5 separate regions of the Homo sapiens genome follow, and regions 1, 2, 3 and 4 are each linked to region 5. A link is a contact called in ENCODE Hi-C or POLR2A ChIA-PET data. All regions are on one chromosome and are shown on one strand. Each heading gives the region's core, a stretch centred on a gene start or an enhancer-like site at or near the end of the contact. The rest is flanking DNA. Distances are from core to core; before and after follow the strand shown. Region 1 holds the start of TRMT61B (tRNA methyltransferase 61B). Region 2 holds the start of SNX17 (sorting nexin 17). Region 3 holds the start of RHOB (ras homolog family member B). Region 4 holds the start of PPP1CB-DT (PPP1CB divergent transcript). Region 5 holds the start of ATAD2B (ATPase family AAA domain containing 2B).

Region 1 (5,613 bases), core at 2,224-4,723, 4.9 Mb before region 5:
GTTGCCTGTTTGGAGATTTTAAAATGCCAGCCATCAGCCATGGTATTTATTGAGAACTATTCAGATTTTAAAGTAAATGCTTAACTAAATGTCACTAGAAAACAGTATTTTTCTTAGCCTTATAATGTAAACATGGGCTGGGCGCGGTAGCTTACGCCTGTAATCCCAGCATTTTGGGAGGCCGAGGTGGGTGGATCACCTGAGGTCAAGAGTTCAAGACCAGCCTGGCCAACATGGTGAAACACAGTCTCTACTAAAAATACAAAAAATTAGCCAGGCGTGGTGGCACAGGCCTGTAATCCTAGCTACTCAGGAGGCTGAGGCAGGAGAATCACCTGAACCCAGGAGGCAGAGGTTGCAGTGAGCTGAGATCGTGCTATTGTACTCCAGACTGGGTGACAAGAGCAAAGTTCCGTCTCAGTAAATAAATTAAGTAAGTAAACATGATAAGTTGACGATGTATCACAAATTCATCATCAAGATAATAGTTTCAGAGTGCAGGCTGACAATTTCATAGGGAAAGCAGAAGTAAAGGATAGCCAGAAATAGAAAGGCCCACATAGTGACTTCTTTTTTAAGAATTTCAATGCTCTGAAAGATCATGAATAAATAATATTATTTTCCAAAATGTACTAATGTATTTCATTAGATGTGTATAAAACAAAATACGTATAACATTGTGGCTGTTATTTAAACAATGGAAAGAAAGTGATGCCATTTTCCATTTACAATTTGTTTTAAAAATCAAAGATATGTAAATTTACTTCCCATATTTTGTTAGTGTATTTTCTTTTTTTCCAATTCCTGCTTATTCTGAAATAACAGCCAAGTATCATTTGATAATACTCAAGAAATAATAAAGTAGGTATGATAACTTTTAAAACCACCATAGGGCTTAGAGTTCAGGAGGTTCCGGCTCAGACCCATGTTTGGCAATGATAATCTCCTTAATTTCAAGAATTTTATAACCAAAAATGAGTTTTTGTCTTAGAAAGCCTATCACAAGAAAAAGTAGTGAGAAAAGCCTACGACTCCAGAAACTATTGGTCATAACTTTTCCTAAAAAGCAAACTACACAAAGTGAGACACGCAGTTGGGGTGTGGAGAGAGCAGTTTCTTTATTCATTTTTAGAATTAGAAGGGAGAAATTTGGCTGGGTGCAGTGGCTCATGGCTGTAATTCCAGCTCTTTGGGAGACTGAGGTGGGTGGATCACCTGAGGTCAAGAGTTCAAACCAGCGTGGCCAACATGGCGAAACCCCGTCTCTACTAAAAATACAAAAATTAGCTGGGTATGGTGGTGCACACCTGTAATCCCAGCTATCTGGGAGGCTGAGGCAGGAGAATTGCTTGAACCTGGGAGGCAGACATTGCAGTGAGCCGAGATCATACAACTGCACTCCAGCCTGGGCGAGAGTGAGACTCTGTCTCACAAAGAAAAAAAAAGGAAAAAAAGAAGGGAGAAATCCTGTTGATGGAGTTTATGGTGGCTGATGTCCTAGAAAGTACTGATTAGAAAGTATTAATTTATGTCTTAGAAAGTAATAACGGCCAGGCGCGGTGGCTCATGCCTGTAATCCCAGCACTTTGGGAGGCCGAGGCGGGTGGATCATGAGGTCAGGAGTTCGAGACCAGCCTGGCCAACATGGTGAAACCGAGTCTCTACTAAAAATACAAAAATTAGCCTGGCATGGTGGCAGGTGCCTGTAACCCCAGCTACTCGGGAGGCTGAGGCAGGAGAATCGCTTGAACCCAGGAGGCAGAGGTTGCAGTGAGCCAAGATCGTGTCATTGCACTCCAGCCTGGGCAACAAGAGCAAGACTCTGTCTCAAATAAAAAAAAAAAAAAAGAATAACAAGATTTATTTCATCAAATTTAAACAGAATTCACATTGACTTCACAGCCCTTTGAATATACTTGGACTTTAAGTTCAACTGTGCTGTTGACCAGTCTTTCCAAACGGTGTTACAGTACAAAGAGCATGGGCTGCTGAACCAGACTGACTAAATAGGAAACTCTGCAATGCCACTTGTCAGCTATGCATCTTGACCAACTTATTATTATTATGTTGCACGTGGGTCTTGAAATCCTGGGCTCAAGCAATCCTCTGGCCTGGGTCTCCCAAAGTGTTGGGGTTACAGGTGTGAGCCACCACTCCTGGTTTCCCCAAATTATTTAATCTCCCTGGGCCAGTTCTTTTACTCATAAAATGGATTTGTTTCTAACACAGAATTGTTGGAAACTTAAATGAGTGTCTAACGTGCCTCGTATTGCCAGACTCTCAATAAACTTTTGCCCAGTCAACTAATATCCAGCAAAGAGGCTAGCGATTTTTCTTTTTTTTTTGAGACAGAGTTTTGCTGTGTCGCGCAGGCTGGAGTGCAGTGGTAGCTCGATCTTGGCCCGCTGCAACCTCCGCCTCCTGGGTTCAAGCTATTCTCATGCCTCAGCCTCCCTTGTAGCTGGTATTACAGGCGTGCACCATCGCGCCCGACTAATTTTTTTCCCCCGAGAGGAGTTTTGCTCAGTCGCCCAGGCTGGAGTGCAGTGCCGAGATCTCAGCTCACTGCAACGTCTGCCTCCCGGGTTCAAGCGCTTCTCCTGCCTCAGCCTCCCGAGTAGCTGGGATTACAGGTGCGTGCCTCCACGCCCAGCTAATTTTTGTATTTTTAGTAGAGACGGGGTTTCACCACATTTGCCAGGCTGGTCCCGAACTCCTGACCTCAAATGAGCCGCTTGCCTCGGTCGGCTTCCCAAAATGCTGGGAGGCTAGTGATATTTAACGCTAAATAACTCTGGCCTCCAAAGATACCTGTTTCCATTTTAAGACACTTCTATTTCGTTTTGGGAGGGTAAACTAGTTATATTTTAATAATGAAAACATGTGTTACATAAGCACATAGTGAGTACTCGAATCAACCTCGGACTCTCCGGGCGTGAGGGGTGGGTGAGGGGACCGGCAGGTGGTCACAGCCCCATCAAAAGGGAGTTGGGGCTGGGGGATGTCGCGGTCAACTGGGAAAGGAGAGCCAATCAGCAAGTGGCGCGTCCCACGCCGTCTGTCAAATGCATCTGGGGGTTAGCTGTACTCATACATCTTGTGGGTGACTAGGTGACTTCCGTGTTCAAGACACAAGCGAGCTAAGCCTGGGATTTCAGTTTGCACAGCGCTTTGTTAAGTTTTGTCTCTCAATCTTGCTGTCCAAGAGCGAACCTGGAGGTCGTCTGTTAGCGGTAAATTCTTTACCCACATTCCGAAAAGGAAAACGGCGGCCGCGCGCGAGGACATATTCCTTGGATGGTCACTCAACCAGGACTCCGCTGCTCCCGCGCCCTAGCTTGACCTAGCGCACCGCCCCCTCCCCGACGCAGGCGCAGTCGCGGAGCTGTAGAGCCCCACGCAGCTGCAGAGCCATCGGGCTGCTGCGCCATGCGCGCGACTGGGAAAGAAGGGGTCGCGCTAGGCTTGCGTCACTCGTCTGCGACGGCGCCTTCGCGAAACACTATGCTAATGGCATGGTGCCGCGGTCCTGTCTTGCTGTGCCTGCGGCAGGGGCTCGGAACCAATTCATTCCTGCACGGCCTGGGGCAGGAGCCCTTCGAGGGAGCTCGGTCACTGTGTTGCAGGTCCTCGCCTAGAGACCTGCGAGATGGAGAAAGAGAGCACGAGGCGGCACAAAGGAAAGCCCCAGGAGCAGAGTCTTGCCCATCTCTCCCTCTGAGCATCTCGGACATTGGGACTGGATGTCTTTCGTCACTGGAAAACCTCAGACTGCCGACGCTGCGGGAAGAGTCATCCCCTCGAGAGCTCGAGGACTCGAGCGGAGACCAGGGCCGGTGCGGTCCCACACACCAGGGATCCGAGGATCCTTCGATGCTCTCGCAGGCCCAGTCCGCTACCGAGGTCGAAGAGCGTCACGTCTCCCCTTCTTGTTCAACTTCCAGAGAGAGACCCTTTCAGGCTGGGGAACTGATTTTAGCTGAGACTGGGGAGGGAGAAACAAAATTTAAGAAATTATTTAGGTTGAACAACTTCGGACTCTTAAATAGTAACTGGGGGGCAGTCCCGTTCGGCAAGATCGTGGGGAAGTTCCCCGGCCAGATACTGAGGAGTTCCTTCGGTAAGCAGTACATGCTGAGGAGGCCAGCCTTGGAAGACTATGTAGTATTGATGAAAAGAGGGACTGCCATAACATTCCCAAAGGTAATGCGATGGAGATAAGGTGTGTATTGGTTTCAGGAGGGGCAAAGACAGATGCAGTACTCAGTCCTGATTAATGTATTCAAAGACATCTCAGAACGTTTGGATTTTTTATTGTACTCAGGCTTTTAAAATAAACCAATGGTTATAACTTTTACATATCATGATGAAAATTAGCATTAGGGAACGGCTAGATTTTAATTTTAACTTAGGAGTCTCGAGTCCCTTATTTGTAAAATGTGGATAATAGCTCAACTTTCTGTTAGGGTGATGTGAACTCACTACGTACATAATAAGTACTAATTTTGTTCCCCATTACTCTTAAGTTTATAACTTCAGGACTCAAGAGAATGTTGAACTCTTAGGGAACAATTTTTTAGTACTACTATGATGATATTTTAATATTCAATAATCATGTTACAAGAGTATATTAACAATAGGTACATTACGGTGCTTTTCCCCTTTTAGGGAAGAAATAGAGTTTTATATTACAATAGCTAACATTCAACACCAAACATAAAATGACTATTCTTTATTAAAAAGTTAACTGCCTAAAGCCTAGTTTCAGTCTTTTTTTTAAGACAAGTTCTCACTCTGTCATCCAGGCTGGAGTGCAGTGTTGCGATCTTGGCTCCCTGCAACCTCTGCCTCCCGGGTTCAAGCGATTCTCCCACCACAGCCTCCTGAGTACCTGGGACTACAGGCATGCACCACCACCCCGGGCTAATTTTTGTAGAGACGGGGTTTCGCCTTATTGCCCAGGCTGGTCTTCAACTCGTGGCCTCAAGTGATCCGCCCACCTCGGCCTCCCAGTGCTGGGATTACAGGCGGGAGCCACCGCGCCCAGCCCTAGTTTGAAGCTTATGCTAATCATCTATTGCTAGCAGATTATTTCAATCCTTAGTCACAGTCCTTGAGTAGAATGTTCCTGTGTAACACAACTCCTCCTCCTTTCTCCAGATCAGGATTCATTCGTTATTTATTCAGCAAATTGACTGCCTTCCATACTCAAGGCACTGTTTAGGGAAGTATAGTGTTGAACTGCAGTCCTCACCCTCAACATAGACCTTACATTCTAGAAGGGGTGACAAAGAACAAACAAGTAAATGAAAGAATAAGGTCATTTCCAGTAGTGTTAAGTGTCATGAAGACAAATATATTAACAATGACATTGTTTTGGGTGACCTGGGGTATGAGCATACTTTATGTCAGGTGAGGAGAGATGGTCTCCAAGGAGGTACACTTGATAGGAAACCTAAATAAGGAAGAGCTTGCCTTGTAAACAGATCTAGGAAGAGAATTGTTCTTGCAAAGGGAGGAATGCTGCAGAGTTTCTGTTGTGGCCTCAATGGGTCAGATGAGGGACCCCGTATGAGGTGTGGTTTGAGTATTTTATTCCATTTGTAGTGAAGG
Region 2 (5,376 bases), core at 2,877-5,376, 3.4 Mb before region 5:
TCAGGCCAACCCGGTTCTCCATGACATCGTCATCATAGGCAGAGTCCCAATAACTGTGAGGCCAAGGGGTGGAAAGGGGTAATGGGGCTAAGCTGGGTTAAGGCAAGAGGTAGAATGGAAAATGGGCAAAACAGGAGCAATCTGGAACTATCAGGGGCTAATGGTATAGTGGGAGGAAGCTTGGGAGGCCTGGCAGAAACACCCAGCACTACACCCCCTTGTCCAGATTATTCTGTCTCAATATGTGGCCCAATAATCCAATCCAGCACAGCACCTCCCACCCCTCCCCTTCCAGGCCCAGCCCTGACCTCTTCCTTAGCACAATCTTATACTCTTGACTCCGAAGGCTGGTGACAGACACATAAGGCAGCTCAAACTCTTGCAACTTCCGTACAACTACAGGTTAAAAAAAAAAAAATGAAAATATAGTGAGATTTAAAGGAAGGGAAATCAAGAAAGAAGTGCCCTGAGGCAATGTTCATTCTGGGGGTGGGGGTGGGGAGTTAGGGGGGCTGCAAACTCTACTGAAGTACCCTTGTACTGCAGTCAAGTCCAGAGAAACTCACAAGAAAAGGCTCCATCCTCTTTTTCTCGAACTAAGAATAGACTAAAGTATCCAATCAAGTCATCTGGAAGATCCAGCTTTGCAGCTACAGCCTGGGGATAGGGATAGAAGTACAGCTCATCATACTGGCTGGTTCCAATCATTCTCCAAGCCCAGGACCCCAGGATGTAGGGGAAGAAGGGGCAGTGCTGAACAAGCGCCTCACCTCCAGGACATCCTCAGTCTGATCTGAAGTTAGCACGTTGACCAGAACTTTCTGCCCGTTGCTGAGCAGCACTTCCAAGGACACTTCCTCTGTGGGGACCTGCTGTGTCTCCTGTTGTGAGCACACATGGGGATGGGAAGCACTGCCTTGTCCCTTGCCTTGACCTATGCCCAACTCTATTTCTAGGTCCCTTGTGTGTCTTTATTCTCAGCTGCTTAAATATAGGCTGTGATTTCTTTGATTTCATAAGAATAGAAGTTCCATTCCATTAAAAAAGATGACTCCTCTGTTATTAAGATGACATGGCCTGGCTGGGTGTGGTGGCTCACACCCGTAATCCCAGCACTTTGGGAGGCCAAGGCGGGTGGATCACCTGAGGTCAGGAGTTCGAGACCAGCCAGGCCAACACGGCAAAACCCCGTCTCCACTAAAAATACAAAAATGAGCCGGACATGGTGGCAGGCGCCTGTAATTCTAGCTACTTGGGAGGCTGAGGCAGGAGAATCGCTTGAATCCGGGAGGCGGAGATTGCAGTGAGCTGAGATCGCACCACTGCACTCCAGCCTGTGCAAAAGAGCAAGACTCTGTCTCAAAAAAATAAAAGACATGACCTTCCAGCAAGGTCCTTTCCTTAAATCTTGGTCCCACCCAAAGCCCTACCTGTTGTGCCCGACGCAGGAAACTGTTGAAAGTCTCGCTGCTCCCAAGCAATGGGTCTTGCCGAACTACGAGGACAAGAGAACATTATTACAGGAACTTAGCACTCACTCTTGGCTCCCCAGTCCTCCTCTCAGTAGGTTCCCCCGACCCCATTTCCTGGGCTGATGGTGGCCTGCCACATCCCCCAGCTGGCCTCACCTCACTCACTGTTTGCATAAATTCTTCACCTGCCCCACCCTTGGCTGCCATCTAGGTGAGTCCAGTCTATAGAACTAGGGAAATAACAATGATGTTAATCTAAAGCACATCAGATACAAATTAAGTTCTCTCCACTGATATTAAGACTAGTGTTATACTAGTATTTCTCATAGATGTTAGTGCCCAAATTGTTTTGCTAGTACACAGAGTTACACATCCTCGTACACTATTTACTTTGCTAACTGCATAACAGATCAAACAAGAGCCTTCCTAGATCTAGAAATTAAATCAGGCCCTTCCACAGAACCAGCTGTTTTTAAGTCTCTCCCCATAGTCCTCAATATAGTCAACCTAGTTTCCTGCAACCACTCACCAGCTTGCATGTACTTCTCTAACTGCTCTCTCCTCTGTTCTACCTCAGCAGGAGTCAGAGAGAAAAGCTTCTTTGGGGGGAATGCAGGAAGCACATTGGCCCCATACTCCTTCCGAAGCTATTTAGAGAAAGAGATACAACCCTTCACATAAACACAGAAAATGAGATGAGGCAATCTACATATGCTCATAATGTTCTCTTGGGTGCCCCTCCCTTCCCTCAGTCCCTGTTCCCCTGTCTACCCTGGTCATCTGAGAAACAATTCCTTTGACAGCGGTAGCACCTCAAGGGAGCTGTCCTAGATATAAGTTGTGCTCTATTTTACTGTGTACAAGTCAGCCCCTCCACAGTACGGGGAGGATTTGTACTGGGCCAGGACCTATAGGGAGCCCCTTGACCACCTAGCAAGACTGTTCACTGAACCCTTAAAGGAAGGAAAGGGCTTTATAAAGTGCACAGTTAATAGCTAAGTCTGTTCACAAAATATCTTAGGACTTAAAGGGACTTTGCAGATCAAAGAATCCATCTTTCAGTTGTAGAAACTGAGGCCCAAAGAAATCAGTTTCTACAGGCCTCATGCCTGTAATCTCAGCATTTTGGGAGGCAAGGTGGGTGGATCACCTGAGGTCAGGAGTTTGAGACCAGCCTGGCCAACATAGTGAAACCCCTCTCTACTAAAAATACAAAAATTAGCTGGGTGTGGAGGCAGCCGCCTGTAATCCCAGCTACTCAGGAGGCTGAGGAAGGAGAATCGCTTGAACCCAGGAGGCAGAGGTTGCAGTGAGCCGAGATCGTGCCACTGCACTCCAGCCTGGGCAACAAGAGAGAAACTCCGTCCCAAAAAAAGATATCAGGTAACTTGTTCAGGGTTGCACAACTAATTATCAGTGGAGCTCTACTGAGTTAAATAGAGTTTAAGATCTGGTAAGGAAGGAGGAGAAACATTGCATCACAGATACATAACGATAATTGGCACAGCTAAACACACTGAAATGAGCCGAAGAACACAAAAGGAAATCGGTGAATCGTTTGTATAAGCAGGGAAAAGAATTTCAAGTTGCCGCTCAGATGACAGAAGGAATGTGCTTTGACAGCCTGGGTGGAGGTAGTGGGGGGAGGGGTTGGTTTGTCCATGCAGGGGTAAAGGCTACTAGAGCAGTAAGACTGGACAGAAAACCAGAATATAAGAACAGGAAGGAGCAGTTGTTGCGCGGACATTAAGCTTCTTAGGGAGTTCCCGGAAATGTCAGACAAGATAAACCAGGGCCCTACCCTGTGGCAGTGATTAAAGGGGAACTACAGCCTACGGGAACAAGAAGAGCGGGTAAAGGGAGACACTGATGTCCACGTGTAGGGAAGGGCTTGAAGCTGTCTCAAGGCAGGGGTGCTAGTCCCACCTGCTCGTGCAGCCCCAGGAGCTGGCTGTAGCGCACCCGACAGTGCAGGACTCCATTCACGTGAATGTTATAGGCCTGAGGACACAAAAGTAGTCAAGCATTTTAGGGTTGCGGTCTGCGCAACCCCCCTGAGAACCCTGGCCGGAAGTTGCCTGGCAACTCGCCGGAGTAACGCGCTAATCTCCCGAGGGATAGTTCGCTTGTTTTCGCCAGGGCCAAGTCCCAAAGCTGAAGAGCCAGTCCGGGGGAAATTCGGACGCTTGTGTTGCAGTCTCACTGCCCAAGAGGCCAGTGACGCCCACCAGGGCAGCTGCGGCCTAGCTCGGGGAAGCGACCCGGCCTAAGGGCCTACAGGAGCTCGGGCGACCACTGCACGAATCACACACATGAGATAAGCTCCCAGAGAGGCCGTCGGGAGTCGGCGGCCCAGGACCAGGCCCGAAGGGTGGCGGTCAGGCCTCAGAGGCCGCTCCGAGATGGCTCGGGCCCGTTATCCCCGCCCCTGCCCGGCCCGGCTCGGCTCCGGCCGCTCCTCACCACGTAGGCGGAGCCGCCGCTGTCCCCGCTGCGGGACTCGGTTTCGGGAATGGAAAAGTGCATGTTCCCTACGGCACGGCACGGCCGGGCTCCGGACTGTGAGGGCCGCAGCGGCTCTGCACGCTCCCCCTCCGCTGCTCAGCGAGTCCCCGCAGCCTCACTCGCCATTTTGGGAGCCCTGCGATCCGATGTGGGAAGGCGGTGGGACGTCGGTTCTGGGACGCAATCGCCTGGGCATGCTGGGAACTGTAGTCTAAAGGGCAAGAGCCACCTGTCCGGATAGGGAGCCCAAAGTGGAGTTGGCCCTCATTGCAACCCGTAGTGCGGGGCGGGGCCTCGGGGCCCGTCGGAAATTGTAGTCCGATTGGGGCTGCGCGCTTCGCTTCTGCGGCTCAGCCTCCAGCCCAGGTGGCGCTGTGGACCCTGCAGCCGCGGAGCGAGGCAGCGGGGCGGCTCCGTGACCACGGCGGGCGGAGCCTAGGACTGAGGGCGATGGCTGCTGTGGCCGTGGCTGTTCGCGAGGGTGAGTGAAGAGCCGGGCCTGCCTACTGGTACGCGGAGCCGACGAGCTCCGGACAGCTAGTGCCGGGCCTTGAGCGCCTTTGGGCCCCGCCGCTCCGTTCCAGCGCCACGCTGGGCTCCGGTCTACACAGTCTCGAGCGCAGTCCCGCGCCGCGCACCGGCTGGTTGCTGTGAGGAGGGTCGGTGACCCCTCCATTCCTTTGATCCGCCGCGCAGTGCGTCCCCACGCGGATCCCTGGCTCGCCTCGCGCCTGCCGGCGGATCCGTGGTCATGCCAACCCAGCAGCCGGCTGCGCCGAGTACTCGTGCCCCCAAACCCTCCCGGAGTCTCTCTGGCTCACTTTGTGCCCTGTTTTCTGATGCAGACTCGGGATCCGGGATGAAGGCGGAGCTTCCCCCTGGGCCTGGGGTAAGTGAGGCTTCCCTCCCAAGCCGCCTGCCAAGCGCTACGCAGGAGGCTGTGCCAGCTTTATTCCGCCCCAGCTCCCATCCCGTGTCGGTTTATTTCTCAGTAAAGCCAGGAGATTTTACAGAGGTCTTGCAACCCTAGGGATATATGATTCTGTCCCTGGAGGAGAAACGTCAGCCTCTGTGGATGTAAGCTTGCAACAGGTAGCTTGTGGAAGTTAGGAAGAACTAGGGATTTAACCATGTGGAAATCTTGTAAGCATCCAATAGTATTTGTTCCCCTTTGGAATTGTTGGGGAAGAGCAGTATCCTATGTCTGTGTCTCAGGCAGTGGGGAGGGAAATGACCAAAGAAGAAAAGCTGCAGCTTCGGAAGGAAAAGAAACAGCAGAAGAAGAAACGGAAGGAAGAAAAGGGGGCAGAACCAGAGACTGGCTCTGCTGTATCTGCAGCCCAATGTCAAGGTGAGTGAGGGGTCTCTTTTAAAGGGCTGGGGTGTGGAGCTGGTAGAG
Region 3 (6,143 bases), core at 2,695-5,194, 3.5 Mb after region 5:
GCATAACTTGGGCTGCCATGCGTCATCTGAGTGTTTGTCTGCCCATAATATAAAACACAGACAGTTATGGGTACCAGGCAGATCAGAGCAACCCAGAAAAGGCCCTTTCAGGGAGTTGGGCCTCCAGGCTCTTGGCTGGTTGCAAAGCTGAGTCCTGGGCATTCAGCCCAAGCCTGAACTCTTCCCCCACTGGGTCCTGCGCTCCCTGGTACCAAAGGATTTGCTAGCTGTAAAAGCTGCAAATAAACATGCTGTTTGTCGATGGGAAGTTTTGTCTTTAAAATGAAAAAGGAGACTGCAGTCTGGAGGTGAGTGGGGCCGAGGGACTGAGGAAGGAGTTAGGCAGTTGCTCAAAGCAGGCAGCCTGGATAGACCCCTCTCCCCTCTGCTCCTGGAGGAGCCCAGACAATCCCCTTCTGTTAGTCAATGCACCCACCCAGCTGAGCAGGAGGTCCAGTTACTGCCAGCATTTAAGTGGGTGAAAGGTCACCACCAACCAGGTTTTATTCACTCAACAAAAGCTCTTGGAGTCTGGGGTAAGACCAGGAAACAGAAGCCTCAAGCTTTGAAGCAAACAACTTCAAAGGAGACCTCCACCTTTGTCCTGGGAATGGGGAGGAGGGGGAAGGAGAAGGTGGCAACTAAGTGCTAGAAACCCAGAAAATGCTGATTCAAAAAAAATGAAAACCACACTTCTCAGGCAGTTGACACTCTCAGCTACCTTCCCTGGAAGCTGCGAGAGCTGGCAGGTTTGAACCATCATGCCTGCAGCAGAATTTTAATGTGGTCTCCACCTATAAATCAGCCCGTCTGGTTCTAAGAACCATTACAGCAAAGCTAAGTGTCTACGATTAGAGTTTATCATGACTCTCAAAAAGTGGCAGCTCCAACTTTAAGAACCACCAAAACATCCAATGTTCTTTCCACAATATGGCCCTTCTCTGAACTTAGAATAAATCATTCTAGGTTACTTAATAAAGGACATATTGGGATCAAAGCTTGATAATTTTAAAAAATCACCTCTTTATCTGAACTCCCCCACTTCTGGAAGCTCCAGGCCCAAAGATAACAACCTACAACTTCCTGGGATATTGTGTAAACCCCTTGATGGCCTGAAGGGAACCCAGTAAACAGGCTTCCTGATAGCGTGACCCCACACCAACGATTAATAAAGGTTTTCTAAATTTAAAATGCACAAATGATAACTTTCCAAGACTCAAAGAATAAGCAAAGCCCCATAATAGACTTAAAGACACAAGTGTTTTTAAGACACACAGATGAATGAAATCAAGATCTTCGGTCTCACCCAATTGAACTGAGTACATAATAGGTCAAAAGTTTTTGCACTGGGTGTCGGGGTATCCACTCATCTTCCTCTAGGAATGTGACAGGAACAACCTGGTCTCCCTTGGTCACCCAACCCCCACATGCTCTCAAAGGGACTTCATCCTCATTTACTACATTTGCTATAAGGGAAACGGAGTTGGCAAGAAAGGATCTCGCCTAGGAGAATATCTCCCTTGTTCCAAATTCACAAGGGTATTTTTACACACTATTAAACCACAAGAGCCATTTTATAAATGTCATCATCATAGTCTTTTAATATTTTACATAAAAAACTGTATACACAGCTTATAGAACTTTTATGTAAACATCATAAGCTCACCATTTTGTCATTTGTCAGTTTATTTAAAAAATAAAAAACAAGACAACAATTTAGTAGAAGTACCACTGGGAGGGAGGGGAGGGGAAAAAAGGATATACAGGGGCAGGTGTATTCTCTGTACAGAGGTGCAGAGAAAATTTCACATAGCTTTAGAGAATGCCTTGTGGAAAAAAAAAAAATAGGCCCCAATACTTGTTACTGCCCTTTATCAAAACTGTGTGCATGACCTGCACAAATAAAATCACAAAACAGTGTTGCCACATTCTTCAAGGAAACAAAGCAAAATTTAGTGGGTTTCTTTTCCCTCTCCTTGTTAAAAGTCATTTTTTAAAAACATCAGAAGTAGATGAGGTTACAGCGTACAAGTGTGGTCAGAATGCTACTGTCGTATGCAAATGACGAGTGCATTAAGTGTCAAACAATGAAACAATTGTGCAAAGAATAAAAAAACAAATTTTAGCCTTTAAATAAATCAAATAACATCAGTTTCTTGGACTGAACAATTTTCACTTCTAGGACAGGCACAAAGTTCGCTTATGGCAAAAACAACCCCACAGCGCATCCTCCCTCCTCCCTCCGGTAGCTGGTGGAGGGTTCGCAGCGGGCTGGCCCGCAGGAGAGGCTGTGCTGAAGCTGTGTCCTCCCCAAGTCAGTTGCAAATGTCTTCCCCAGGGGTTGGAAAGATGGTCAAGTCCTGTTCATGCTTGGGCGGGAGTCTGGCCCAGCCTGGGCCAGAGCGCTCACCCATCACCACCCTTAAATAACACCATCTTAGCTCCGAAAATAAAATTATATCTATATTTATATAACATCCCCCCATCCTCCCCAGCAGCCCTCCCCTCCCGCAGTACCCGGGGTCTATGTTACAGACAAGGGATATCAAGCTCCCGCTGGTGAAGGGCGAACATCTGATGGGGCGCGGCCACACTCCCGCGCCAATCTCGCCCCCGGGGATCAGAGGCGGGGGTGGGGTGAAAATGGGGCGAGGGGAGTCGAACAGACACACAGCCACACACTCTGAGGCCCGGCTCTTCAGAAAAGCATGCTCAGGGGACCCTTGGCACTCAGTGGGGAGCCCAGGCCTGTGCAACACAGCTGGACGCACACAGACACTGGGATGGGGGCGCCCGGTGCCCACGCCAAGTCCTGGCGCAAGCCAGAGGCGTCAGCAGACAGATGCCAGGCAGGCCGGTGGGGTCCTTGTGGGACACGGGTCTCCCCTTCTCCGGGCTCGCGGGGGACTGGTCCAGGAGGGGGAGCCGTGCCGGCAGGGGCAGGCGCGACGGGCGCGGCCCTCATAGCACCTTGCAGCAGTTGATGCAGCCGTTCTGGGAGCCGTAGCGCTTCTGCAGCGCGGCGCGCGTGGCCGTCTCGAAGACCTCGCGCACGCCTTCCTTGGTCTTGGCAGAGCACTCGAGGTAGTCGTAGGCTTGGATGCGCACGGCCATGGCGCGGCCGTCATCCGTGCGCACGGGTTCCTGCTTCATGCGGGCCAGCTCTGTGCGGACATGCTCGTCGCTGCGCAGGTCTTTTTTGTTGGCCACCAGGATGATGGGCACATTGGGACAGAAGTGCTTCACCTCGGGGACCCACTTCTCGGGGATGTTCTCCAGCGAGTCCGGGCTGTCCACCGAGAAGCACATGAGAATGACGTCGGTGTCCGGGTAGGAGAGCGGCCGCAGGCGGTCGTAGTCCTCCTGGCCCGCCGTGTCCCACAGCGCCAGCTCCACCTGCTTGCCGTCCACCTCAATGTCGGCCACATAGTTCTCGAAGACGGTGGGCACGTACACCTCGGGGAACTCGTCCTTACTGAACACGATCAGCAGGCACGTCTTGCCACACGCGCCGTCGCCCACCACCACCAGCTTCTTGCGGATGGCCGCCATGAGCGGGCCGGGCCCGGGCAGCAGGAGGGGGCCCGCGAACGCCTCGCTGCCCTCCCGCTCGCCGCTCACTGCTCACCTCGGGCTGCGCGCAGGTGGCGAGAGGGTCGCTAGCTGCACCCGGGCCCCGCGGTGGCGCGTTCTCTCGCTGCGCTTCGGCTGCCGCGGCGGGGGCGGTGGGGGCGCGGGGGCATAGGGCGCACCGTGCGTCTCGCCGCGCTGCTCCCGGGCGGTGGTCGCTCTGCTCACCCCAGGCCGGGGATCGGCGGCTTTGTGCGTAACGCGGGCTCGGGCAGCAGACTCGGGCGGTGGACTCGGCCTAGCTCTCTCCCGGGTCTCTCCGGGCCTCGCTGAGCATACAAGACAACAGCTCCAACCAGACTGCGGTGGCAGATGAGGGCTGCGGCCCTAGCGCCCGCTATTTAAAGAGTCCGGCCACTTTCTTAATATAGCCGTCCAATGGGAAACCAGCCGGCTGAGCTCATCGCTGCGGAGCTTAGCTCTGATTGGCCGCCCCCTGCAGCCCGAGGGCGGGGCAGGGCCAGCTTGATTGACGGCCCAGGCCGCCGGGCTGGGAGAGGCAGCGACCGGGGAGTCCGCGCTGCTGCTGCCGCTGCGGGGCTCTGGCGGTACCCGGGTCCCCTCCTTCGCCGCAGCGTTTGCGCGCGGGGTCCGGGAGCTGGCTGTCTGGAGCCTCCAGGGTCTGGGCGAGCGGTTCCGAGACAGGCTTCACTCAGTGGGGCGTTGGCGACTCCCATTCAGAATTGCCCCTCTTCCTGGCAAACTCCCGGCGGGTGGTCGGGCCTGTGGGGGAGGGGCAGCTCTTTTAACGTGGTTTTGTTTTTAAATAAACAGACACACACACACACACACACACACACACACCCCACACACACACTTTTGTTCCCAAACAAGAGTGTTTTCTCTTTTCTTTTGGAGGTGGCCCCTCCTGTGGTTTAGGGCCCCACCCGGGTACTCGCCGTGGGCCAGCCTCGGGTTTGGACCCGAGAGGCGACCGGCTGGCTGCAAACTGGCTCTTCCAAGTCCCGCCGCCCCTACCCTTCCCAACCCCCAGCTTAGGTCTCTAGGTGAAGATTAAGGGAAGAGGTGCGGAGTGGCCCAAGCTTGACAACGGAAAGGGAAGGTCGAGGCTCGAACACTTGGAGGAAGTTACCGGACAGGAAGAAGCCCCTTCGGCCCCTCTTTTCACTATGAACTCTGATCCCGGTTCTTAAAACAGAGAACTGTCTGAGATAAATTGTACAATAGAATATACACTATTGTACAATAGAATGTACAATAGAATATACACTATTGTACAATAGAATGTACAATAGAATATACACTATTGTACAATAGAATGTACAATAGAATATACACTTGTACAATAGAATGTACAATAGAATATACACTATTGTACAATAGAATGTACAATAGAATATACACTATTGTACAATAGAATGTACAATAGAATATACACTATTGTACAATAGAATGTACAATAGAATATACACTATTGTACAATAGAATGTACAATAGAATATACACTATTGTACAATAGAACGTACAATATTCCGGGTTCAATAGAATCCAACCACCCCAAGACCCCTGAGCAGACGAAAAGGCTTGAGGCTGGAGAAGAGGGGAGGAGTAAGGGGCTAGCAAATGGGGCACAGCGGGTTAGGGGGTGTCCCCTCTATTGGGGCGTAGCCTCCTGATGCACGCCAGGACTGAACTCATTTATCCTGTAGATCCTGCATGAAATGACAGTACCGGTGATCCGGAAAGACCCAAGTCAACCGATTTCTACGGATAAAAGAGGAAGAAGGGGATAGGGGGAAAGGGGAGTCGGGGAGGGCTCCCGGGCAGGAGAAACAGCCTGAACACAAGCAGGAAGGTGGGAAGGAGCGGGGCAAACTCTAGGAGCTGCATATGCTGGGGCTCATGAGTGCTAAAGTATTAACAGCATGGGCTGGGCTCTGTCTATCCATTGCATGGGAAATGTCTGCAAACTGTTTTTTCAGCAAAGGAGGGACCCACCACATGACCGGGAGGTGGTTGCCTCCTGTCTCCGTCTCTGTCTCGGTCTCTGTCAGTTGTTGGAGGGCCAGGATTCTGTCTTATCTCCGCATCTTGAAGACCCAGCACAATGCCTGGCATTTACAAGGATCAGTAAATGACTGTGGGGAATTAACCCGAATGCTCAGAAACGCAGGTGGAATTTTCTGGGGGTTTCTTACCTCAGTTCCACACTTCGCTTTAACAATTATCTAACCAGGCCGGGCACAGTACCTCATGCCTGTGATCCCTGGGCGTGGGAGGCCCAGGCTGGAGAATTGTTTGAGCTCAGGAGTTCAAGACCAGCCTGGGTAACATGACAAAACCCCGTCCCTGTCCCTGAGAAAAATAAAATGGGATGGCGTGGGGAGGAGAGTGGCCTGCACCTATAATCTCAACTACTCAGGAGGCTGAGGTGGGAGGATTGCTTGAGCCCAGGAGGGCAAGGCTGCAGTGAGCTATGATCACAACACCCCACTCCAGCCTGGGTGACAGAATGAGACCCTGGCTCAAAAGAAAAAAAAAAAGTAAACATT
Region 4 (5,740 bases), core at 314-2,813, 4.8 Mb before region 5:
GATTTTCCAAATATAAGTACATACTGCTTCACTCTAGCAATTATCTTAAGGTAATTTGAAAGCAAACAGTACATATGCAATCGCTGGACGGCGGCTAACAAAGAGGCCTCTAAATTGTTTAAAAAGGATTAAAGGCTTTTCTACACACTCACAAAACAATTATTGATGACGAAAACTTTAGGGTAGAGGGACTGTTTGGCAGAAGACTGCATTTAACTTTGAATAATATCCTGCAATGAATCAATACATTTAACTCCCGGCTAGTCCACCTCTTCGTTTTCCCCCCTTGCCTTCCCACCAACATAAAACTATTCAATAAGAACACTTGAGCCCGGAAAGTTCAAATGCTGCGTAGACCTACAAATACCTTTCGAATACAAGACAGGCTTTAAAAATAGATTTTCACTAAGTTTGTGCAGAAATTAAGCTCTGCTCAAATCAAATGCAAAAGCCAATCCCTTCAGCAAACCCATCTACATACATCACATTTCTTAGGTGCATCTTCAACCTGATCAAATATCTTGTCTTACAATTTTTTTAGGCCAAGTAACAAACGGTAGATTAATTCCCGCTAATTTTATCCTCTCTTTAAGAAGAATCCATTCTATATAGCATTGTGTAAAAATGCAGAGCAGACGAAGCAGTCCTGTTAAGGACAGGTTTATATATATATACGTAAAATTCACTCCCGGAACGACAATCGGAGGCAGCCAAGGGCAATGCACAAAGAGAACAGAGAAGAACAGTGATTCCACGGACGCACAAAGCCCAGTGGCAGGCATCCTCTCCCCATCCTCGGGTCACCGGAGGCGAGCACCACGGCGCGCGGAGCCCGGCGGCCTTTCCGAAAGGCTGTCTCCCGCAGACCCGCTCCGCACAGCCTTCGGCCGGCGGGCCTGGCCCCCGAGGGTCCGCGGGAACGGCCCCCTCTCCCCCGATCTCCCCTGACCGCGCTCCCAGAGGCCGCTCCCCCGCGCCCAGAGCCTCCTCGCCCCCTCCTCGGTTCGTCCGCCGCGCCGCGCTCCCAGAGACTCGTCTCGGGGCGGGAAAGGGGTCCCCTCGCGTTCCGGCGGCAGACGGGGACGCAGGGGTCGGCGGCGGTGCCCGACCTCCCTCTGTCCCGCGGCCAGGCGCGCACTCACCCTCCAGCAGCCGGGTGATGAGGCTGTCCACGTTCAGCTCCCCGTCCGCCATCTTGTCGGCACAGACTCTCCTTCCCAGCAGCGGGAACAAGGGCTTCTCGGCGGCGGAGGCTGCGGCGACGGCTCGGCGTTCTCTCACCTACAAGTCACGCGGCGTTTCGACCCCGGCTCCAACTCCCCCTTTTCCCGGGCCCTCCCCCCACCCCCTCCCCGCCGGGTAGCGAGAGCGCGCGCACACTCGGAGGCACCCACGGAAAATAAATAAATAAACAAGAGAGGCCCCCTCGAACAGGGCCGCGTCAGACCCAGGCCGCCACCTCCTCCTCCTCGGCACCGCCCAGCTCCGCAAAGCTCACCAGCGCCGCCGACGGCCCCACCCGCAGCGCCACTCACTCCGCACGTCCCTTGCGCGCCGCCGCGTCACGCAGCTCTCCGCGCAGGCGCGCGGTGCGCTCCCCGCCGAGGCTCCCCTCGACGCCTGGGCCGCCGCGCAACCGCACTGGAGCGGCTTCTCCCGCTGCCGTCTTCGCGCAGGTGCGTCGCCCTCTCTCCACGTCCACGGCGCCGAGTCTCGCCACGGTGGCGCAGGCGCCAGGGAGGTTCCCCGGCTTTGCCGCGCGGAGGAAGTCCCGGTTACGCAGAGCGCGCTGGGGCAGGGCTGACCTTCCCCTTTCTCTACTTCACTGGCCTCCTCCAGACGTGGTGGTTGCGCCCTTTCGGCCTCGCTTTCCGTTTTTTGGCTTCATCCCCTAGATCTGCAAACAGTTCCTCGTGTTTCTTCCGTTAGCCGGGAAACGCGAACTGCAGCGTTTGGGACCCGGGTTTGCGCGTGTGGAAAGCAAAAGGGGTTACTCTGCTGGAGTTCGACATTGCAAATAAAGGTCTTTATCCCCGGCGGTTCTACAAAATTAGTTCTGCAGGGATTCTGGTTGAAAGAAGCGTTAAAGTGGGCCTTGTAGGAGTCAGCAATAATCCAATTTTACATGGGTGCAGGTGGCTGCCTGTGTCTAGCGCTTTCACACATCTCATATCTTCATCCACGCCGTGGGTATTTTTTTTCCACGGTGTGTTTCTGTTGCTGCCTCCAGTATATTGCTTAATCATCCTACCTGGTAATTATTTATGCATTTTTCTCCTACTCTCGACTCAGCTCCTAGGGAATAAAAACACATTAACTTATCTTTGTGCCCACAGCACCCACCAAGTATTTCCATCACGTAATACTGCCTCTAGAAAGGCAGGAGGAGAAGCAGTCACGCTAAGGATCTAGGCAAGCCAGATCTTTTGTCCGGTTTTAGGAGGTGGCCAGCCCTTACTTATTCCACAAGTGTTTTTCCAGAAACTCAGACTTGATATTGCCTCAAGTCCAAGGCAGTGTGCTTCCCCCACTCACATATCACTAATAGTAGCTAACATTTGTTCAGATCCCTGTATGTACTCTGCCACTGTTTTAAATGTTACACCCGGGTTACCTCATTTAATCCTTACAACTGCCCTGTGAGGTAGGTACTATTATTATCTCTACTTTGTAGATGGGATTCACCGAGGCACAGACGGTTAAAAAACCTAGCCCAAATAACACAAATAAACAGCAGAGCATGCAGTGCTAGAGTCTGCATTCTTAACAATTGCTATATTCTCCCTCTCCGTGAATGTGGGCTGAGATGCTGAAACAGGCATGTGCTGTGGGGGAGAAAAAGCTTTGTCCAACCAAGTGCTTTCTAATGTCCAGATGACATAGAGCTAGGATTTCCTAATGTCTTTTTTCCCCTATTTTTCTCTCCATTTCAGGGTTGAGTTTGTGCATCGATTGTGAACACAACAGGCAGCAGGCTATAATGGTGGTCCTGGCTGGAGTAGTTTTCACAGACTTCAGTAATCTGTGGAGATGAACGGGCAGTTCTCTGTAGTTTTCACAGATCACTGCCAGTTCGTTTTGAGGCCTTCAGGAGTGAAGACCTGGCTCATCATCACTCTTTGTTGTTTTGTTAAATTTATTTACACCCTACTTTATTCCAGAGGAAAGGATTTAACGTAGTTTACATAAATGTGTACATCAGGGTAAATTAAAAATAAGTACAGAGAAAAATAGGACAAAAGAAAACCGTGAGTGTGAAAGATAAGATTAAGCCAGCAGTTTTGTATGCAAAATGCATGGTGTAAGGTCCTATTGGTTTGCTGGAGGTAGGCCACACATATGACTCTCAGTTTTCTAGCAACCAAGAAAAAGATCAGTTGCAATCGGAGTAGGTGTTTTGGCTAAGCTGGAACTAGGACTTGAATATAGCAGCTTGTAGAGTTATACCACTTGCCCAAATCTCTTCCATGAGCCTCTTTAAGTGTAACAGAATGCCTGGGAGCACGTAAATGCTCCTACTTAGATGCCTACTTAGCCTCTAATTTTCATGGGGCCCATGAATCCCATGAAAAAGAACTTTGAACCCTGTCCACAATTAGAGTTCAGGTATACGCAGACATGTTTAAAGACAAGGGACACCCAAAGGAAAGATTGCACAGAGAGAAAGTGAGCATCCGAGAGAAAATCACCACAAGTGAGGCAGAGGGAGGCCGGTCTCAGCAGAGTTTTGGAGGTCGTGAGAAGAAGAGGTAGGAGATAGGAGAGTGGTTCCGAGTACTTGCCTGCTGATGTTACCTTCTCCACCCCCACCAGGTTTTCCAGTGCCTGGAGTCTTGGGCAGGAATGGGCCACTGTAAGAAAGAGCTTTATCACTAGGGCCTCAGCCAACTTTTCTGTGGGATATCCCTCCAAAATAATTAAGAGTTCAGAATGCTTCAGATTTTGAAGTGAAACTGGTACATATATTAAGTGTTACTTAATAACCCGATAGTTTCTAGGGCAGCTCACCATAATCCCAAGTATTAGCCACCACCCTCACCCCCTTCAGAGTAAAATGTGTTTCCTGAAGGAAGTTGGGAAAATGAAGAAAAAAAATACAAAAATCACCTATAATCTTACCAGTCATAGATGGCAGTTTTCCTGTCTTATTTCTGAATAATGGTTGTTAAACATTTGCCAGCACACCATAAGGCTTAGGGAGGCATCTGGGTCATGCATGTTAATATCCTTGGGTAATTCCAGAAATCTCTATGAAGGGAAACTCCTGTTATTTATCTAGACTTCCTGATTGCAAGGGGTTTGGGCATCATGATTTAGGGGTCTTAATAAAATTATTATTTTATTTTTACTAATAGATAATGTCTGTGCCTATCAGATAAAGGCAAACCAGTGCTCAGAGGAACCCAACCATCTCTGAATTGAGACCAGAGAGCTGTCTCTATGGATAGTCCTTAGAGAAGGCATTTCGGAACACAGTAAACAGCAGCCTGGTGACTCCGGTTAGTAAACGCAGCAAAGACTTTCATAGGGATGTTTTTCTTATATGCCTGTCAGTATTAGCCAGTAGCCAATCTGGTGTGAAAGTGAGTAAGTTTAGGTAGCAAAATGTGGAGGGGGTGATATATAGTTTTTTGCTGCTCTGGCTTAATCCAAGATGACTTTTAAATGAATGAATCAACATTCATTGGGCTGTCCTTCCATAAATATGATTCTTCTCAATCAAGTGTTTAATAAGTCTTAAGTAGTGGTAAGTTGAAATTTTACTAGTTGTATCTGGAGGTCAGCCATTCTTTATATCGCATGCATTAAGCTTTTATAGTCAGCTCAATTCAAGAAAATTGGAAAACCAGACAAGGACATATATGCATCATTAGGAGGCCACCTCTCTCAATACAGAGCCAGGCCTAGGTGGTACAGCCAGGCAGGGCCAAGATTTGTTCTTAAGATTTAGTTTTGGTTTCATTTCATTATACATATGAGAATAGCCAAAATTATAGCTAAGCCATAAGGCATGTCCTCAGCCAGTTTAGTCCCCCAGAATTATAAGGCAAATATAAATAAATGCCTCCTTCCCTGCCCTTGGTCAGTAACCTCCCCGGTGGCCCCAACCAACTCTCTCTTCTCTCTCTCTCAGTTTGTCTTAAGCTAACTCCATAGTACATCCGTATCTTTCAAGATAAAGTGATTGAAAAATAAATGTCTAGTAATTGAAGGAGTTAACTGGCTATTTAGAACTGTTAACTATAAGGCAATTAAAGCTAGGTGAACAGCTACCACAAGTAATGACTATTTAATTGTTGAAGAGTTTATCTGTGGCCTTTTTTTCTTGTAATTAGATTACAGGGCCAGTTGCCTTTGTTACAATAAAAGCAAGTCATCTACACAGGTAAGAATGTTTCTCTTTTATTGCTCCCCCCTCCCCCCATCCTGCTCACTGAAATGGATACCAGGAAATAACTGTTTGATGAGGGAAAGTATACAATATGTGAATATTTGTTTCAAATGAAACAGTGTACTGTAAATGTTTTGTTTCTTGTTGCTCTGTTTCTCCTGTAGTATATCCAAATCACATATAATTCACCTTTTCAGTTGGAGGTTTACCGCTAAATGGCTTAATTTTTTTTCTTTTTTTGAGACAGAGCCTCACTCAGGCTGGAATACAGTGGCTCATTCACAGCTAACTGCAGCTTTGACATCTCAGGCTCAAGCAATCCTTCTGCCTCAGCCTCCGTAGTAGCTG
Region 5 (5,372 bases), core at 2,702-5,201:
ATTGCTGAGTAGCTGAGTAGCTGAGATTACAGGTGCCCGCCACCATACCCAGCTAATTTTTTTGTATTTTTAGGAGAGACAGGGTTTCACCATCTTGGCCAGGTTGGTCTTGAACTCCTGATCTCATGATCCACCCACCTTGACCTCCCAAAGCACTGGAATTACAGGCGTGAGCCACTGTGCCTGGCCTCCTTTTTTTTTAAATTTTATTTTAATTTATAGAGATGGGGTCTCACTACATTGCCCAGCCTGGTCTTGAAATCCTGAGCTCAAGCGATTCTCCTACCTTGGCCTCTCTAAATTCTGGGATTATAGGCATGAGCCACTGCAACCAGCCCTTTTTCTTTCTCTTTTTTAAAATTTTATTTTAATTTATAGAGATGGGGTGTCACTATGTGACCAGCGCAGGCTGGTCTTGAATGCCTGAACTCAAGCCATCTTCCCACCTCAGCCTCCCAAAGTGCTAGGATTATAGGCGTGAGCCACCTTGCTTGGCCTTATCTTTTTCAAGTCTTCCTTTCTTTTGTCTACAATTTTGTGGTTCAACACGTATCTCAGGGGTCACTACCTCTCAGAGGTTTTCCCTAAAATCCCTGCTGGAATTAATGGTCTCTGCCTCATTCTTTCTTTTCACATTGTATTGCAGTTTACTGGTTTCTTCCCTATCTTATTCATTCCCTCTATGTCTGTGTGTTCTTTGAGGATTTTTAAACGTTCTTGATTTTTAAAAATCTGTGTATTTCCTGGCCTAGCAGAGTACCTAATACCAGTTGGATTTATTTATTTACTTATATATTTTCTAGAGACAGGGACTCACTATGTTGCCCAGGCTGGTTTCGAACTCCTGGGCTCAAGCTCAGTTGGATTTAAAATTAACATTTGTTACCTCCAGGCGCAGTGGCTCACACCTGTAATCCCAGCACTTTGGGAGGCTGAGGCAGGCAGATCACGAGGTCAGGAGATCAAGACCATCCTGGCTAATACGGTGAAACCTCGTCTCTACTAAAACTACAAAAAATTAGCCGGGCGTGGTGGCACACGCCTGTAGCCCTAGCTACTTGGGAGGCTGAGGCAGGAGAGTCGCTTGAACCTGGGAGGCGGAGGTTGCAGTGAGCCCAGATAGTACCACTGTACTCCAGCCTGAGTGACAGAGCAAGACTCCATCTCAAATAAATAAATAAAGTTAACATTTGTTGATAGTAAATGGTATAGGTTATGGTAACTTGGCCTTCCCAATTTAGGACTACAAAAACAAATAAACACACACAAAAAAGGAGGAAAGCACACAAATCCTTTGTATATAATTTGCATACCACACACCTCTGCAGGACACTAGCCTTTTTATTTATTTATTTTTTTTTGAGATGGAGTTTTGCACTGTTGCCCAGACTGGAGTGCAGTGGTGCAATCTCAGCTCACTGCAACCTCCGCCTCCCGGGTTCAAGCGATTATCCTGCCTCAGCCTCCCAAATAGCTGGGATTATAGGTGTCTGCCACCATGCCTGGCTAATTTTTTGTATTTTTAGTAGAAATGGGGTTTCACCATGTTGGTCAGGCTGGTCTCGAACTCCTGACCTCAAGTGATCCGCCCGCCTCTGCCTCCCAAAGTGCTGAGATTACAGGCATTAGCCACTGCACCCTACCCTTTTTTTTTTTTTTTAAATATTTTTTTGAGACAGGGTGTTACTCTGTCACCCAGGCTAAAGTACAATGGCATGAACTTGGCTCACTGCAGCCTGGACATCCTGGGCTCAAGTGACTGATGGCGCCTCAGTCTCAGGAGTGGCTGGGACCACAGGCACCACACCCAGTAGTTTCAGCTACCAGGGAGGCTGGGGCAGGGGGATTGCTTGAGCCTGGGAGGTCAAGGCTACAGTGAACTGTGGTTGTGCCACTGCACTCCAGCCTGGGTGACAGAGTGAGACCCTGTCTCTCTCTCTTTCTTTTTGGCAGGGAGAGGATCTCACTATGTTGCCCAGGCTGGTTTCCAACTCCTGGTCTCAAGCCATCCTCCCGCCTCGGCCTCCAAGTGCTGAGAATACAGGTGTGAGCTACAGTGCCTGGCCCAAACCAGCCTCTTTCCACAGGAATTGATACTTGTTTATGCTGCTCAGTGATGTGATAGCTACTTGACCCAGGAAAATCCAGGTATGGTTCCATTATGAGGAATCCCACCCATTAAGACATCAACTCTAAGTGGCAGGTGAAGTGTCCAGGAGAGGATGTGGTATGCAAATTGTGTCAGAAGGATTTATCTATTCTGGAATCCATACTGGTTCCCAAACAAAAAAAATTGTCATTTCCAGTGTTGTACAGTTTTTTGGAATGATTGGGAGCTTAGATGGCCAGAATGCTCTAAGTTTGATGCCATTTGGTCATTTTCAGGACTTTTCCTGAGTTTTCAATTTTTCTTAGTTTAATAAACAGTTTAATAAACTCCTGCCCAATAAACAGTAGGCTATGTCTAATGTACTGTGAATTTTATTTTTTTTTTTTTGAGATGGAGTCTCATTCTGTCACCCAGGCTGGAGTGCAGTGGCACGATCTTGGCTTACTGCAATCTCTGCCTCCCGGGTTCAAGCGATTCTCCTGCCTCAGCCTCTCAAGTAGCTGGGATTACAGGCATGCACCACGACACCTGGCTAATTTTTTGTATTTTTAGTAGAGAGGGGGTTTCACCATGTTGGCCAGGTTGGTCTCGAACTCCTGACCTCAAGTGATCCGCCCGCCTTGGCCTCCCAAAGTGCTGGGATTACAGGCGTAAGCCCGGCCTGTACTGTGAATTTTTGAAATGAACCTAATTCCTACTTTACAGCAGAGCTTTTCTTTCTTTCTTTTTCTTTCTTTCTTTCCTTTCTTTCTTCCTTTCTCTCTCTCTTTCTTCTTTTTTTTTTTTCTGAGACAGGGTCTGGCTCTGTCATCCAGGCTGGAGTGCAGTGGCGTGATTTCGGCTCACTGCAACCTCCATCTTCTGGGTTCAAGTGGTTCTCATGCCTCAGCTTCCCGAGCAGCTGGGATTACAGGTGCCCACCACAACACCCATCGATTTTTTGTATTTTTAGTGGAGACAGGGTTTCACCATGTTGGTAAGGCTGATCTAGAACTCTTGACCTCAGGTGATCCACCCACCCCGGCCTCCCAAAGTACTGGGATTACAGGCTTGAGCCACCGCACCCGGCCTACAGCAGAGCTTTTCATATGAATTGTGTGGCTTAATTTTTTTTTCTTTGGAAGTTAAATTGCAAATGCTTTATCTGTGGGTTCAGCTTTTTGTATTCTTAATTCTTCAGCGGGCCGGGGGCAGGGGGCGGCGATAGAGGCGGCTCTTACAGGGTACTCATTCTTTGGCTCCGCCTTAGATCTGGCTAAGGGGATAGAAAACGACCCTGCCTCGCTTTGTTTAAAAACGCAGAGTTCTAGCATGGTGTTTCCCCCCCCCCTTCTCTTCTTAAGCTTACCAAGTTCCAGATACCGCCCAGATGAATTTTTTTTTTATCACAGCTGTCATTCTCATTTCTACAGGCATGAAAAGTGCGACTCAAGTTCAGTGTCTTGCCTCGGGTAGCTTGGGGATTCCCAGTCAGCTCCTCGCGCCTTCGTCGCCGCTCCCCTTCCACCCCGCGCCTTCGCCGGCCGTCCCCTGCTCCATCCAGGCCACGGGGGTGACGGTGGGGTCTGGGGCATTCAGGCCTGGCTGGGCATGAGGGCTTCAGGCCCAATTCCACGCCCGAACTCGTCCTGATTAGTCTGGCTTTTCTGGTCGCCCCAGCCCTGCGGTCGGGGAGAGCTGGAAACCACCGAGCTGACAGCCTAGAGCGTCGCTCCCCGGCCGCCGAGCGCTGACGCCGCGCCGGGGGCGGGGCAGCTGGAGGCGGCAGGGAGAGGAGCGAGCAGCCGGGAAGGGCTGGCCGGCTTCGCAGCGCCCCGCCGTGGCTGCGGCCGGAAGCGGTCTCGTTGGCCCTGCGGCGCTGGAGCCTTGACGCACGGAGCTCGAGAGCGAGAACGGGAGAGAAAGGGGTAGAAATGGCGGCTCCGCTCGGCTCCCGCTGAGGAGGGCGAAGCCGGCGGAGTGTCTGTGCTGCCGGTCTGCAGCACCGCCCCCGCTTCCCGCACGCCGCCTGCTCACGCCGACTTCCCTTCCTCTGCCCGGCTCTCTCTTGTGCTCGTCTGCGCTCCGCACGCTCCGGGCCGGCTCGTCTCTCATTGCCCGGCTCGGCTCCGCTGGCCCTGACTGACCGGCCGGCGGGCCGGCCTTGCTCGGCTCTCCCGGGCGCGGCGTGGACTCCGTCCCCCTGGCTGGACCATGGTGAACACCCGGAAGAGCTCTCTCCGCCTTCTCGGGTCCAAGTCTCCTGGTCCCGGGCCTGGGCCTGGGGCCGGAGCAGAGCCTGGGGCGACCGGAGGCAGCAGCCATTTCATCTCCTCTCGGACCCGCTCCTCCAAGACCCGCGCCGCCAGCTGCCCCGCCGCCAAAGCCGGGGGAAGCGGTGGCGCCGGCGTCACTCTGGATGAGGCCAGGGTAAGAGCGCGGCGTCCCGAGTCCGGAGGCTCGGAAGTGCCGGCCCTGCTGCCGGGGCTTTGTCTGGCCGGGTTGGGGGTAGGAAGCCTACAGTGGAGACCGCTCGGGCGGCTGGAGACAGGGTCTGCGGGCGCGGTGGAGGGTGGCACCCAGAGAAGGGCCGCGACGCTGGCCCCTTTGCTTTTCAAGCTGGCCCGGCTCTTTTGTGTGAAGAACAGCCCTTGAGTCCAGGGGAGAGGGCTTTGGGGGTCCCTTTCGGCGTCATTCGAACGATCTGCTGTCCGTGTCCTTGTCCTGCCCCAGAGGGGAATTCTAGCGGGGAAGCAAGAGCGAAGGGCCAGAGCCCCTGGGTGGAAGGGTTGGAGAAGTGAAAGTTTTCTGCGGTGTCAAACCCTTCTTGAAAGTGTGTCAGTTCCTGCCGCTGTCTAACTCCAGCTTACTCTCAGTTTGGGGGTGGTTCAAGTTGGTGAGGAAGTGAACAGAGAGCTCCAGTTGGCAGCCAGGCAGGGATGCTGAAAAAAGTTTGTAGCTGCTCTGACACCAACTTTAAAAACAAAATCAACGCTATCGCCTCTCCAGGCAGGAGAGATCAAACATGATATTATAGCTGGGGAACCAGCCAGCTAGCTCACCAAGGTGCTAGTAGGAACCAGAGCTTTCAGGTCACAGAAGGAGCACGTCGAAAGAAACAAGTGGAATGTTTCGGATAGTCAGCACCATCATGCCAAAACTGTGTGGTTTCTTGGGTGTCTACATTTTTGTTATGGGACTATATTACAAAAGGTGAATGAACACCATAGTCATGCAGTTGCAAAAATGACATTTAAAGACGCTGGTGATTGAATTAAAAAAC

What was found. A loop is a pair of places that touch in the nucleus more often than their neighbours do. ChIA-PET counts read pairs that join two places held with the same protein, here RNA polymerase II (POLR2A). Pooled maps may share reads with other maps.
Region 1: a loop to region 5 is called in a pooled map, with 10 times the contacts of the local background. The contact joins the promoter of TRMT61B here to the promoter of ATAD2B in region 5. A Hi-C loop is called at or near these places in 4 of 50 pooled maps. POLR2A ChIA-PET finds 5 or more read pairs at or near these places in 2 of 52 experiments (B cell and CD4-positive, alpha-beta T cell).
Region 2: a pooled map shows a loop between it and region 5 (8-fold over the local background). The contact joins the promoter of SNX17 here to the promoter of ATAD2B in region 5. A Hi-C loop is called at or near these places in 4 of 50 pooled maps.
Region 3: a pooled map shows a loop between it and region 5 (4-fold over the local background). The contact joins the promoter of RHOB here to the promoter of ATAD2B in region 5. A Hi-C loop is called at or near these places in 4 of 50 pooled maps. POLR2A ChIA-PET finds 5 or more read pairs at or near these places in 2 of 52 experiments (PC-3 and activated T-cell).
Region 4: a loop to region 5 is called in a pooled map, with 4 times the contacts of the local background. The contact joins the promoter of PPP1CB-DT here to the promoter of ATAD2B in region 5. A Hi-C loop is called at or near these places in 5 of 50 pooled maps. POLR2A ChIA-PET finds 5 or more read pairs at or near these places in 2 of 52 experiments (T-cell and activated B cell).

What each region holds. Positions count from the first base shown.
Region 1 is chr2:28,868,169-28,873,781 of GRCh38, reverse strand. TRMT61B (tRNA methyltransferase 61B) reads left to right here and starts at 3,473. Exons shown (of 7, transcript NM_017910.4): 1 at 3,473-4,203. The coding sequence starts at 3,505. RefSeq lists enhancers at 3,131-3,280, 3,511-3,680, 3,295-3,819, 4,449-4,963, 4,964-5,479.
Region 2 is chr2:27,369,366-27,374,741 of GRCh38, reverse strand. SNX17 (sorting nexin 17) reads right to left here and starts at 4,126. Exons shown (of 15, transcript NM_014748.4): 1 at 3,936-4,126; 2 at 3,399-3,473; 3 at 2,002-2,119; 4 at 1,431-1,495; 5 at 771-881; 6 at 567-657; 7 at 309-396; 8 at 1-53. The coding sequence starts at 3,998. EIF2B4 (eukaryotic translation initiation factor 2B subunit delta) reads left to right here and starts at 4,404. Exons shown (of 13, transcript NM_001034116.2): 1 at 4,404-4,458; 2 at 4,823-4,866; 3 at 5,193-5,328. The coding sequence starts at 4,428. RefSeq lists enhancers at 3,744-3,833, 4,054-4,113, 3,235-4,196, 4,134-4,223, 4,444-4,723 and 1 more.
Region 3 is chr2:20,444,875-20,451,017 of GRCh38, reverse strand. It overlaps RHOB (ras homolog family member B), which reads right to left and starts at 3,944. Exons shown (of 1, transcript NM_004040.4): 1 at 1,578-3,944. The coding sequence starts at 3,552. The coding sequence ends at 2,962. RefSeq lists an enhancer at 256-817 and silencers at 3,526-3,735, 3,986-4,235.
Region 4 is chr2:28,747,579-28,753,318 of GRCh38, reverse strand. PPP1CB-DT (PPP1CB divergent transcript) reads left to right here and starts at 1,563. Exons shown (of 5, transcript XR_007086259.1): 1 at 1,563-1,676; 2 at 2,934-4,499; 3 at 5,337-5,386. PPP1CB (protein phosphatase 1 catalytic subunit beta) reads right to left here and starts at 1,489. Exons shown (of 8, transcript NM_002709.3): 1 at 1,143-1,489. The coding sequence starts at 1,194. RefSeq lists silencers at 837-1,056, 1,547-1,736 and enhancers at 919-1,563, 1,867-2,076, 4,988-5,067.
Region 5 is chr2:23,925,702-23,931,073 of GRCh38, reverse strand. ATAD2B (ATPase family AAA domain containing 2B) reads left to right here and starts at 3,951. Exons shown (of 28, transcript NM_017552.4): 1 at 3,951-4,519. The coding sequence starts at 4,304. It also overlaps a transcript of UBXN2A not described here. RefSeq lists enhancers at 3,425-3,514, 3,101-4,017, 4,775-4,824, 4,018-4,936, 5,035-5,284 and silencers at 3,685-4,014, 4,215-4,294.